2 separate regions of the Homo sapiens genome follow, and region 2 is linked to region 1. A link is a contact called in ENCODE Hi-C or POLR2A ChIA-PET data. All regions are on one chromosome and are shown on one strand. Each heading gives the region's core, a stretch centred on a gene start or an enhancer-like site at or near the end of the contact. The rest is flanking DNA. Distances are from core to core; before and after follow the strand shown. Region 1 overlaps ROR1 (receptor tyrosine kinase like orphan receptor 1). Region 2 overlaps UBE2U (ubiquitin conjugating enzyme E2 U).

Region 1 (6,913 bases), core at 1,328-3,827:
AAATAGGAAAACTTTTACACTGTTGGTGGGACTGTAAACTAGTTCAACCATTGTGGAAGTCAGTGTGGCGATTCCTCAGGGATCTAGAACTGGAAATACCATTTGGCCCAGCCATCCCATTACTGGGTATATACCCAAAGGACTATAAATCATGCTGCTATAAAGACACATGCACACGTATGTTTATTGCGGCATTATTCACGATAGCAAAAACTTGGAACCAACCCAAATGTCCAACAATGATAGACTGGATTAAGAAAATGTGGCACATATACACCATGGAATACTATGCAGCCATAAAAAATGATGAGTTCATGTCCTTTGTAGGGACATGGATGAAATTGGAAATCATCATTCTCAGTAAACTATCGCAAGAACAAAAAACCAGACACCGCATATTCTCACTCATAGGTGAGAATTGAACAATGAGATCACATGGACACAGGAAGGGGAATATCACACTCTGGGGACTGTTGTGGGGTGGGGGGAAGGGGGAGGGATAGCATTGGGAGATATACCTAATGCTAGATGATGAGTTAGTGGGTGCAGCGCACCAGCATGGCACATGTATACATATGTAACTAACCTGCACAATGTGCACATGTACCCTAAAACTTAAAGTATAATAATAAAAAAATAAAAAATAAAAAATAAAGAAAGAAAAAGGTGTCATCTGGGTGGAGGAAGTTTTTTCTTAAAAAAAAAAAAAAAAAAAAAAAAGCATCCCCTTTGCTGGTCCAATCCGCAAAACCTTCCACCGTTCTCAAGGGCTGATGAGAAAATGTGGACAGGGTCAGGCATTCTCCAGATTTAGATTAGATGTCACTCCTTTAGAGATGACTCCCTGATCCTCCAGAAGAGGGCCTCCTACAAAATGCTCCCAGGCCCTCCTGTGCTGCTCTCTTGTTAAATACTTGTTTCAATGGAAAATTCTTGCACTCAGTGCCAGTCTTCACTGTCAAACTTTAAGCTCGGTAAAGGCAGAGCCAGGTCTTTCATGGTTAGTTGCTATGAGCCCAGAGTTCAGCACATAGAGCAGCACACAGTGAGCTCTTTTCAAATAACTGAACGAGTGAATGAAAGTATCGGGAGGCAGTAGGCTGTATGAGATGGTCTCTCACCATACCGCAATGCTCTGAAGACGAGTGATTCTTCCACCCACCCCTTCCCATCAGGCCTGTCCATGGCCACTGGATCCCAAACCTCGGCTTGAATATAGACATTGAAAGACTTCCCTCTTATTTTTAAAAATTCATTTCTACTTATTTTTAATATATAATAAAAAATGTATTCATTCAATCAATCAATATTTGCTGAGTGCCTCTTATACAGCAGACACTGGTTAGAACTAGTGCTGTAACCCTGGCCAGAGTTACCTTCTAGTGGGTGGAGATAAACTGTCAACAAATACATGAGAAAACTTCAAGTAGTGCTGAGTACATGAAGAAAATTAAAACACTGTAATGTGTTAGAAAGTCACTGGGGGAGAGAATGTGGTGAGTTTCTACGGAGAGGTCAGGTGGTTCTCTAAATGAAAACCTAAACCCATGCTATCTGCATCTGGAATAACCTGCACAAAGTGAACTGTTAACCAGATACCAGAGGTTGCTAGCTTTATAGTCTTATGAAATGGAAGAACCCCGTGTTTAGAGCTACAAAATTTCCAGCTATGCAAAGATCTTGGAGAATAGCATTCCAGGCAAAGGGGACAAACAGCACATGCAAAGGTCCTCAGGCCCCCTGGTTTTGGTGCATCCAAGGAAGAAAAAGAAGGCCGTCATGACCGAGGCACAGTGAGCTGGGTATCGAGGGGCATCCAGTGGAGGTGGGTAAGTGGGCAGGGACCACAGCAGGTGGCAGTTTGCAGGGTAAGGGGTACAGATTGATTCAAAGTGCAATTGGAAACCGCTGAAGAGTTTTACAAAAGCGAATGAATGATCTGGTTTATATTTTAATAAAATCACTCTAGATGCTCTGTCAAGTGGGAGTACAAGCAGAAGACCAGGTAAGAAGCTAGTATAGTAATCTAGGCTAGAGGTGAAGCTGATTTAGACTAAGGTGGTAGCTAGACACAATATAGATAGGCTTAAGGCATAATTTAGAAGTGTCAGAATTTGTGATGACTTCTGAGAGGAGAGGGAAAGAGAAAAATTAAGGATGATGTAATCCAGAAGAAAGTAAGCTACAACAATCCTCTTTGCCTGGGTACCTACTGTGATCTGGCACCACTGGCTCAATTAACCCTCACAACTCAGAGAACGGAGTACTATCCTTATTCCCACTTGCAGGTGAAAAACTGAGACTCAAAGACATTGAGTAACCAGCCCAAACCAACAGGACCTTGCGTCTCCAGTGTCAATCACCTTTTCAAGATTCCACATGGCCTGGGATCCTGTTCCAGAGTTACAAGGAAGTTTGCAGAAAGTTTTGGGGGGGAACCCAGCACTCTGTGGGTATATTAAATGCTTTCTGAGCCAAGAGGGGCTGAAGTGCCACGCTGGGAAGCCCAAGGGCAGGTGTCACACGCAATCTGTTTTACATCAGTCGCCCAGGGTTATTTCAGCCCCGTGATCTCACATGCCCCGTGACATGATGGGATGTGACAGGGCCAACCCAGGAGGCCCTACCAACAGCACAGGAAGCTGGCAGTTGTTTTCATTATTACTATCATTAGAATCAAGTAGCTCTTTTCCACTGAGAGCCACTGCTAATTTCTTAGCCGGATGGTCACTAACACTGGTTAATCCATGTAATACAGGGGAATATGGAAACAACCCTCAGAGTTGGAGCTGGAAAAACCAAGACTAAAGTCCACTTAGTCCTAAACACTTGGAATAGTTAGGCTGTGTATAAGTCTCTTAACCCTCTAAGTCTCTAGTTTCCTCTTCTCTAAAATATGGGTAACAAAACCATCAACATCACAGCACTACATGAGGATTACCTGGATAAGCTGTGTTAAAGCTCATCATCATCATCATCAATACTAAAAAGAAAAAGCCTGCTGTCTTCAGTTGCCGCTCTCCTCTATTCCTAGGAAAAGTGAGCTGTAGAACTCTTTATGAAATTCTGCAAATTAAGAATTCAAAGAATTCTGGAACAATTCTCCAATTCTGTTGCAAAGAGACGGATGTTTGGCACAAAATCCTGGGCTTCGACATAAACTCATGCTATCTACCTCTGGAATAACCTGCACAAAGTGAACTGTTAACCAGATACCAGAGGTTGCTAACTTTATAGTCTTATGAAAAGGAGAGAATCACGTGTTTTGACCTACTAAATTGAAAAGACTTACCTTTTACAAAGAGAAACAAAACCAAACCCCAGGCAAGTGAGCCTGTCTGAGCTTTAGGTGCCTCATCTATGAAATTGGAACAATTTCATAATTCAGACTACCTTCCTCCTAGGAGTGTTGTGAAGATTAAGTAAAATAACTCACATAAAATACTCAGTAAATGTTATGTCCCTCACTTCCACTCCCCAGCCCAGAGACTTTCTTTATTCTTAATGGGTTCAGTGCAAGAAGGACAAGCTGTGATAGTCTAGGGGTTTCTATTGGTAAAGAAAAGGCTGAAGTGGGCTGCTCTGAAACAGCATGAAGCCAGAAGCTCTATGCATCTCCTGAATACAGAATAGGCTGAGAAGCATAACAAGCCCTCAGAGAGACATAAACCAAAGTGGGAGCTCCTGAGATACCCCCTCTTTCCTGCCTACTGCTGAAGACAGACTCTATATTTTTTAATTATAAAAATGCACATTTGCAGTGTTTCTTTGGTTTTCCCAAGAGCTTTTGTGCATCCTGTCTCACTTCTGCAGTCCTGGGTGGGCAGAGCAGATGTTTACCAGTCTGCTTTGTAGATGAGGATATCGGGACACTGAAAGGCTCAGTGATTAAACTAGGTCACATAGCAAGTCTGTAAATGAGCCCTGATGAGAACACAGGTTTCCTGACTTCTAGCCTCCCACCCCACCCGCCCCACCCCACTCTCTCTGCCGCACCTTATCAGTCATGTTCCTAGGATAGCGTACATTCTTCCTTTAACTTTAAGGTGTGTTAGCATTGTAAACCGTGCCATTGGGCCTTAAGGTTCCAAGCTCTTAGATTCCTTTGGTGCACATGGTAGCGACAACAACCATAATGATCATGTTAAACTGGGGCCTGGGGCCAAATCCAGGCCTACTGCCTCTTCTGGTGTGAAAGTGACAATATGTTCCTGTCTTATCCTGCTTGTATTTCCTCTGCCATTTACTTGGTTCTCTAAGATCTTGCTACTTCAAGAGGTCACCTGGATGTGCAGCGTCGCCACCCCCATGAGCTTGTTAGAAATGCAAACTCGCAGGCTCCACCACAGCACTTTCAAATCGGAATCTGCATTTTACCATGATTCCCAGGCGATCCAAACGCACGCTGAATTTAATAAGCACTGCCCTGAAGAACTCAAAATGTGTTCAATAAACCGTCAACACAGAACATGGAAGGTGATAAAACACCCATACTGGCAGTTCAGAGGTGATTACCGAGTTACTTCGATTGTCCTTTAATCATGGTGTCTGGCACACAGTAAGCACTACATAAACATTTTTAGAACTAATTGCTGATTCATTATTTAATAATTTAGTCCGTTTGTAGGGTCTGTTCATCACCCTTCTCTCCTACTGCTCCCTCTTCTGGAGAGTTAAATGAATTTGGACATGTAAAGCACTGAGAACAGTGTCTCCCACAGAGTAAATGCCCAACAAGTGTCCAACATTCTTACTAACAGGCCATGAAGGTAGCTGCCTTCCTAACTGACCACTTTGGCTGTAAGAAGGAATGTGTAACACGGGCCACCTTGGGGCTTTGTGGGAATGCCACTTGGTTAAAGGAATGCAAACTTATCTTAAGAAATAGACACTCTGAAGCATACTTTGTAATGCATAAAAAAATTATTCCAGTGGATTCCAGGGAAATGATTAAGTGTCCAGGAGAGGTGGGCTGACAGATTATCAGTGTTGGTATGTAAACTATGTTTGGCAGAGTAGCGAAAAGCAAAGCACTTCCTCATATCTGTATCTGCCTCTCGTCTTGCTTTTGATTTGAAGATAAGAGACTCTGGAGTAATGAATCATGGTGGTGGAGAATGGCGTGATGGACAGGCCTCCTGAATCCGGTCAGACAGACACTTCTGTTTCAAAGGTAGCCTTAAGCATTAATGAGCCTTCACTTGCTAACCACTCCACCCTCTTGCCTTGTTCTTTGCCACTACACTGACTTTGCTCTTACCATTAAACCATACCTATGAGACGCCTTCCTGCTATTCTTTCCTTACCCATCCTTTGAAAAACCAGCTCAAATAAATCCCTCCTCCCATCACCAGTGCTTCAGCCTGAGGTCTTTCCTTCCTCACTTATTTGGCAGCTGGGTGCTGTTTTGTTGTTTAATTTTTTTTCCATTTAATTTTCCAAGTTACACCAAATATTCCACCAAAGCAGGGATTGCATCTGATATTTCTTTGAACTTTCCCATCCTGCCCAACAATGTTTCTCACACTGAACAGGGTCTTGGCATTTATGGGTTTACTGAGCTATTTTTACAAACAGATAAAAGAAAGACAGGAGATTACAGATGGATTTCCCATCACTTTTAATAAAAATAACTGCATTTCTATAACATGAGAAACAAAAGCAGCTTTCAGCATTTTCAGCTGCATTTAAGCTACATTTATTTTGCCTCTGCTAAGCGGATATTTGGTAGTTTTCCCGGATAGTTGAACCACCTTATTTTCTGCTGATTCCTATTACTATCAGATCATAAGAAGGCATATTCTGAGACGAAGCTTTAAGTTATAGATCACTGTGCATCGCTAATAATTAGTCAATACTCAATAAGTGCTGACAGCTGTGCTAAATGCTTTAGGTGCATTAATCATGACAGCATGATGACGGCGGCACTATTATGATCCCCAATTGAACAAAGAAACAGGCTCTGGAAGAGTAATTTACTCAAGGTCAGAAAGACAGGAAGTAGCAAGGCCAATGGAAACCAATATCTCGTCTTCCAAAAGAACCCAGATGCTTACCCATTATGCTCTGCTGTCTCTGTGTAAGTTTCCTCTATCTTGCTGAAACAATAAAAAGATTATCTAATAAATTAATATAGTTATCTAGTGCAAAAAAAAAAAAAAAAAGCCAATTCAATGAACACTGCTCATAGGAAAACTCTACCTTTAGGGGAATTCAGCCCAGGCTATAAAACACATTCTCTGGGCTGATTTTTGGCATAAAATGTCAAGGACAAAATAAATTTTTTGCTGATTAAAAGAAAAACCTCTCGGTAGCGGCCATTAAATTTTACAGCTGAAGAAAGAGGGCATTCATCGGCATTGGCTCTTTTTGGTCCTTAATCATAATGCCTAAGCTCCTATTAGTTTTAGAAAAACAAAAAGGAATTTTTTTCTCAATGTGTCAATATAATGCACTCCTTCCCAAAACAATGTTAAATAAAAATGAGGCATTTTTTTAAAATGCTTGAAGAGAACCAGTCCTACCCTTTGACCCTGTGCATTGAACCATCATTTCAAAGATGTTTCAAAGCATTTTAGTCCTGTTATTTACCCTCTAGATATTCCTGTCTTTTGGAAGATTTGTCAGTTTTTTAGAAAATCTCAAGATATGCATTAACATTCATTAATACTGAACTTTCAAGGCTAACTGGTTTTATTTGCTTAGCAAACTTATCTTTTTAAAAAGATGAATGGTTAAAGGTATTTCCTCATGCTGGTCATTGTCTCGCGGAGACAGCACTGCCCACCGATTTTGGGACCCAGATGAGGTCTCAGGACACTCTTCAGAGCCTAGGGCTAGCTATGGAACTGTTCCACGCACTCAGCCTCATGCCTCACTACTTGTGTGGGCAGCATTTGGCCCTCTCTCTATT
Region 2 (6,913 bases), core at 2,225-4,724, 300 kb before region 1:
AGAGTTTATGCATCTATGCTAATAAAAGGTATTGACCTATAATTTCCTTTCGTGTAGTAATCTCAGATTTTAGAATCTGAGTTTGGAGGTTTGGAAATGTAGACATTTTCTCTACTCACTGAAAAGGTTTGAATACCTTTTTTTTTTTTTTAAGTTTTATTTTGAAACAACTTTAGAAATATAAGAGAGTTGTAAAGATAATTGAATATCTTTTTCTTCTTTTAAGAGATGGGTCTCAATATATTGCCCAGGCTGGTCTTGAAATCCTGGGCTCAAGCAATCCTTCCACCTTGGCCAAATAGCTGGGATTACAGGCCCAAGCCATCTCACCTGGCTTGAATAGCTTTTTAAAATAAATTTTATTGCAGCATAATTTACACTCAATAAAATGCACACGTTTTAAGTGTACAGATTGATGAGTTTTGATACAAAAGTGTACATCTGCATAAGCATTACCTCATACAAGATGTAGAGTATTTTCATTATTCCAGAAAGTTTCCTACTGCCCCTTCCCAGTCAATCTCCCTTGACATTCTGGGCAATCACCGATCGGATTAATCTGACAGATTAGTTTTGCCTGTCCTAGAACTTCATATAAATTGAATCACATAGTATGTACTCTTTTGTTACTGTGGTTTTTTTCACTCAACATAATGCCTGCATACTTATTCCCTATTGTTGCATGTATCAATAATTAATTCATTTTTATTTGCTGATAGTATTCTATATATTAATAAAGCACAATTTATTTATGCATTCAACTGTTGATGGACATTTTGGTTGTTTCTAGTTTGCGATATTATAAATAAAGCTGCTACGAACATTTGTGTACAACTCTTCCTGTGAACATATATTTTTCATTTCTTTTAGGTATATACTTAGGAGTAGAATTACTGGATTACAGGAAAGGTAATGTTTGACATTATAAGAAACTTAAACTGTTTCAAACTGGTTGTGGGCATGTAAAGTGATAAAACAAGATATGCAGCAATGTACGAAAGCTCCAATTACTCCATATCTTTACCAACAAATGGAATTATTCATCTTAATTTGAGTCAATGATGTCTTCTTTCAATCTTCTCCATCTCAGTAAATGACAGCAGAACCCACCCAGTTCAACCCCAAATCTAGTAATTACCCTTGGTCCCACTTTTTCTCACAACTCACATCGAATCAGTAATTCTCCTTCGGCGCAAGCCTTGAATCCACTCATTTCTCCTCCTCCATACCTATGCCCAAACCCTTGACCGAACCACCATTGTCTTGCCCCTGATCAACCAAAATAACCTAATAACTCTTCTCTTTGCTTCCACCTTAGATCCTTCACAAACTATTGCCCTCATGGCAGTTAAAAGTACTCCTTTTAAAAGTTAAATCTGATTCTGTCTCTCCTTTTCCTAAAAGCTGTTCAACAGTGTCCCAATTTCCTTACCTGGTATAATAAAATTAATCTAAATTCCTTACACGGTTTATAAAGTCCTAAGTGATTTGGCCCAGCCTACTTCTCTTACCTCCAGCTACCTCTCTTCTCTTTTCCCCCTTGCTGTGTTCTAGCAACAGCAGCCTTCTTACTGATTCTCTCACAGCATACAAATACTAAATTTAGGGTCTTCACATTACTCTCCCAATTTTTTACTCATTTTTCCTTTCAATTTCACAAATCTTGATTTTTCAAGATAATACCATTTACAAGTTTACTTCATAATGGTTCTCGAGTTATCTTTGACTAAAGTTATTATAATTACTTTCTATGTACTTAACTCATTTAATCTTCATAGTAATTCTATGAAATCAGTACCATTATTACTAGCATTTAATATATAAAGAAACTGAGACACAGAGAAATTAACTTTTCTTAGTCACATAGTAAATGGAAGAATTGGGATTCTCTCACTTGCTATTCTAGAAATGCCTTTCAGTTGTGTGTGTGTGTGTGTGTGTGTGTGTGTGTGTGATAATATCCTATACAGTATTTTATAAGGCACTCTTTTCATTTATTTTTTATTGTGGCAAAACACATAACTTTATCATCTTAACCATTTCTAAGTGTACAGTTCAGTAGTGTTAAGTGTAGTTACATTGCTGTGCAAGAGATCTCTAGAACTTTTTAATCTTGCAACACTGAATTTCTGTGTCCAACTTTTCACTTAATTTTTTTTTTTTTTTTGACACAGAGTCTCGCTCTGTTGCCCAGGCTGGAGTGCAATGGCGCAATCTCGGCTCACTGCAACCTCCACCTCCCGGGTTCAAGCGATTCTCCTGACTCAGCCTCCTGAGTAGCTGGGATTACAGGCACGCGCCACCATGCCCAACTAATTTTTGTATTTTTAGTAGAGACGGGGTTTCATCATGTTGACCAGGCTGGTTTTAAACTGCTGACCTCAGGTGATCCACCCGCCTCGGCCTCCCAGAGTGCTGGGATTACAGGCAAGAGCCACTGCACCCGGCCCGCTTACTTTTAATGTTAGCAACTATGTCTCCAGAATCATACCCAAAGGCTGCTTTTTGGACATTATTGCCTAAACCAATGTTTACTTAATCAGTTTTGTTGGACATTCTGTTTTCAATTTCTCATGATGTATAATTCTATGATGAACATTTTTGGAATCTCTATATATTTGTTTAAATATATCTATAAAGATAAATTTCTAGAAGTGGAAATGCTGTGTCAAAGGCATGCATTTGTCTTAGGATTTTTAATATGAAATGCAAAAGTTACACTCTTCTGTCTGTATCCCTCAAGTTTTGTCTCGTGCCTGCCCCTTTAAATGATTTAGCCACTCGCATACAGGTGTATATTTAGCATGTTCACCATCTATGTTTCATTTTCATCTCCTCTCATGATTACCGAGCAACCAATCCTCCCCTCCCTTTCCTCTTCTAGTTTTTATCTCAGCTCCTGATAATCTTATTTTGGTTGCCCCTGGCATTCATGATTCATTTTAACTTTTTATTTAGGTTGTCAAAATGCATTCCCCTGTGTCAGGCTGTTGGAAAGATGTCCTGCTGTAGCTCCATTCCTGTTGAATGTGCTGTTCCCTCTGCCTAGGATCCCCTGGCCCCATAGTCTATCAGTGAATCCCCATTCTGCCTCTAGAAGCCACTTTGGCATCACCTCCTATGAAAACTTGTCTTTATATGTTCGTCTCCCAATCCCTGCCAAGCCTGAGTAAGATGTTTCTCCCTCTGTGCTCCCCCAGCATCTTGATCTTACGTCTGTCATAGCACTTACTATATTATATTTATGTACTACAACAATAAACAGTCATGGCCCAATAAAATGCTGATTGCATTTAAAAGAGGCAGTTCCACTTAAAAGAGGCCCCAGAGATGGATGACTTAGTGAAAAACTGAAGGCCTCTGAAGGAAGCCTAGAAAAAATAAAAACCACAGGGGAAAGTTTCTGCTAAATATGACTCATTTTAGATATGATTCAATCTGCCCTCAGCATTCTTCCCTTAGCCACGATCTTGATACCTTCCCTGTGGTCTTCCAACTACATTCTCTGGTGGCAAATACTGTCTACATTGACCTAATGGATCGACAGGCCTACTTCTTGCACTGTCTCCCTTTCAGAAGAGGAACATCTTCTGATACTGTGCAACAATTAATACAAAATAAAACAAATAATTTGTATTTATGGAATGGGGAAAAAAGAAGAGGGCTTCCAATGCTAGAATATAAATCTCGTGAGGTTAGGGATGACATATTAATCAGGTGTGTATCCTCACACTGGGGCACAATGCCTGGTATACAACATATGCTCAGTGAATTCATTCTAAGTACGTGGATGACTACAGTACATTCTAAGTACATTCTAAGTACTAGCTGTTCTCCCAAGGGCTGAAAACCTGTCTGTAAGTGGTATCCTATAGACCACTGCAAACATCCCAGATGACTAGCACAAGTTCAAGTCACCTTCAATTCCTGAACATCAACTAGATTCCCCCAACTATACTGTACCCAGTTGAATAGACCTTGCCTAAGTTTTGCTATGTCTTTTAGAAACCGGGGGTCCAACTGCCTGGATATATCTTTGGAATACATTTCTACAGCCAGGCCAGTTCTTCCAGCTCATGAAGTAATGCAAAGTTCTAAGCATATGGCACTAGACACACAATATTAACAGCAGCATCTTTCTTTGAATAATTTCTGCAAGATCTTATTGTGAATGCATTATTTAAAAACTAAGAACTAGACATAACTGAGCTCTGTTTCAGAGCAACTGTACCAGGGGCTAACATTAGAATTCACAGACACACAACGAAGTGCAGCCTGATACACAGCATGAGTCTAGCGTATCATTGAAATCTAGACTGCATTGCCTCAAATAAGTATTACCTAAAGGCTTCTCTAGGAAGTTCAGGCTGGCACAAGGTGAATACCACAAATCAGACCTGATTCTAGCATCATTTATCCTTGGTTTGGCTCAGAGGACCTGCTGAAGCTGAGACCACAGAAGGTCTTCTGCTCTGTTCTTACTGCCTTATTAGTAAACACGGGCACTGTATCTTTATGAACTGCAAATAACTATACCATAAAGAGTAATAACTTTTGATATCTAAGGACATTCATGTTTTAGGTGATAAAACCACCTTTATGCATTGAATATTTATCATAGGCCTATTTTATGCCAGGATGGTCAACCACATTGACACATTTAAGGGGTGGCAATGTCCTCTATTGAATACCAACTTAGTGTACCATTAACTAGATTATGCTTACCTTTCTGCAATTTTTCAACATTTTTTCATGAAGATAAGCCACTTAAGTTTTTGTGTTTTTTTTTTTTTTTTTTGAGATGGAGTCTCTCTCTGTCGCCCAGGCTGGAGTGCAGTGGCACCATCTCGGCTTGGCTCACTGCAAGCTCTGCCTCCTGGGTTCACACCATTCTCCTGCCTCAGCCTCCCGAGTAGCTGGGACTACAGGTGGCTGTCACCACGCTCGGCTAATTTTTTTGTATTTTTTAGTAGAGACAGGTTTCACCATGTTAGCCAGGATGGTCTCGATCTTCTGACCTCCTGATCCACCCGCCTTGGCCTCCCAAAGTGCTGGGATTACAGGCGTGAGCCACTGCTCTCGGCCATAAGTTATCTAATTTTACTCAACTTTTATACAGAGCTAGTCAAGGAAATATGAGCTAAAGTAAACACTGTTACAACACTAGTTAATTGGCTGTTTTCTAAATCTGATTGACTATCAAGATAAAGCTGATGGAAATGCTCAAGAAATTAAATGCCGCCGAACCGTATGTGTGTTTCTAGGCCTATACCTTGTTCAGGTGTTCAAGATGAACTGATGCCACATTTACAGACTGTCTCCCAAAAGGTACAATGGCTTCAGCCCTAACTCTTACCATTTTTATCTAGACCTTATCTTCTCCTAAATTGCTTGAATTTTTGTGATCTATAATGATCTGTGCTGATTTTGTTGACAATACATTCTTCTCTTTTCAAAAATATAAAAAAGGCAAGATCGGCCGGGCACAGTGGCTCACGTCTGTAATCCCAGCACTTTGGGAGGCCGAGGCGGGTGGATCACCTGAGGTCAGGAGTTCAAGACTAGCCTGACCAACATGGTGAAACCCCATCTCTACTAAAAATACAAAAAATTAGCCGGGTGTGGTGGAAGGTGCCTATAATTGCAGCTACTTGGGAGGCTGAGGCAGGAGAATCGCTTGAACCGTGGAGGCTGAGGTTGTGGTGAGCTGAGATTGCGCCATTGCATTCCAGCCTGGGCGACAAGAGCAAAACTCCATCTCAGAAGAAAAAAGCGAGATCATGTAGTTACATTTAATTTTAATTCAACTAGAAAGAATTCAAAATTTTCCATGTTCTTTCTGAAAACAATATTTTAAAAAGATATTATAAGATGTTTCTAAATTAAAAACAAACATTTAATTATGATGAAAAACATAAAGAGTTTAAATAAATAGTCCTTTTGGTAAATAAATCGACATAAATTGTATAAAGAAAAACTTACCTGATACATTTACGTGGGTCTTTAGGTAACTCCTGGCTGTCATCTTTCACTATAAAGAAAAAATATGAAAGGATTCTGGTTTACTTGGAGATTGAATATATGGCTTTATGTGCACTATTTCCAAAGCCTCAATAAAATGGTAATAAAGGAATAAAAATAAGATATAAAATCTCAAGGAGAGCAAAAGAAAGATGACAAGAAAATTTTTCAAGATAGAAAGCAGATGTCAAGTGGTAACTGTCTTAGCAGGCCATAGAAATTTGAAAAAAAAAACTGCTTGATGAGAGGAGACCAACGAAAAGCAAATGGATTCGCACTTCAGAACCTGTGAAACAGTTCAGGAATTGAATGTGCCAGATACCTCTGGAAGGAGGGGTAAGAGGGAGAGCACAGACAAAAAACTTATACCCTCATCTTGTGCAATCACATGATGACCACTGCTCACGCAAGAAGGAAGATATTTAACCTCTGGAAAAACTGGGCCAGAGAGACTCAGGACTGGAGGACAGTAGAAACAAAACAGGATGGAGTAAGAAACTGAAAATGGAATAAATCATATCGAACAGACAAGATTCCTGATTCTCTCCCCTCGTCCAGCTGTCAGAGTATTAGCAGTGCTCTCTCTCTCTCTTGCTTGCACTTGCTCTCTCTCTCTCTCTCTCTCTCCACAAGCCTGGCAGATTCCTCTCAGGAGAAATAGTTAAGTCTAATGAAATGGCCAGGTTCTCACTGAATAATTCTACAATGAAATAAAACTGTCAACAAGCCCAGCCTGTATTCAGAACTTCCAGTCTTTTTAATAGTCCATTCATCATATGTCCATCATAAGAATGGATAGTCAAAGATCACTAGACATTTGAGCAAGGTCAATACCATAAAAGAGAACAATCCTAACCACAAAAAAAGAGAAAAATAGGAAACAGAAACATTT

What was found. Hi-C counts contacts between places; a loop is a spot of excess contacts on that map. ChIA-PET counts read pairs that join two places held with the same protein, here RNA polymerase II (POLR2A). Pooled maps may share reads with other maps.
Region 2: a map of PC-9 shows a loop between it and region 1 (4-fold over the local background). The contact joins two enhancer-like sites. A Hi-C loop is called at or near these places in 3 of 168 maps with a recorded cell type or tissue (GM23248, PC-9 and prostate gland) and 2 of 50 pooled maps. POLR2A ChIA-PET finds 5 or more read pairs at or near these places in 2 of 52 experiments (both WTC11).

Annotation. Positions count from the first base shown.
Region 1 is chr1:63,918,740-63,925,652 of GRCh38, reverse strand. The region is part of intron 1 of ROR1 (receptor tyrosine kinase like orphan receptor 1); the gene reads right to left. Among named protein-coding and RNA genes, the nearest start is that of ROR1, 150 kb to the right of the region's middle. Within about 2 kb of position 2,577, at least 7 of the 41 ENCODE cell types and tissues checked have a DNase peak (open chromatin) inside an H3K27ac peak, as active enhancers do.
Region 2 is chr1:64,219,977-64,226,889 of GRCh38, reverse strand. It overlaps UBE2U (ubiquitin conjugating enzyme E2 U), which reads right to left. Exons shown (of 10, transcript NM_001366232.2): 6 at 5,983-6,031. Among named protein-coding and RNA genes, the nearest start is that of UBE2U, 20 kb to the right of the region's middle. Within about 2 kb of position 3,474, at least 3 of the 41 ENCODE cell types and tissues checked have a DNase peak (open chromatin) inside an H3K27ac peak, as active enhancers do.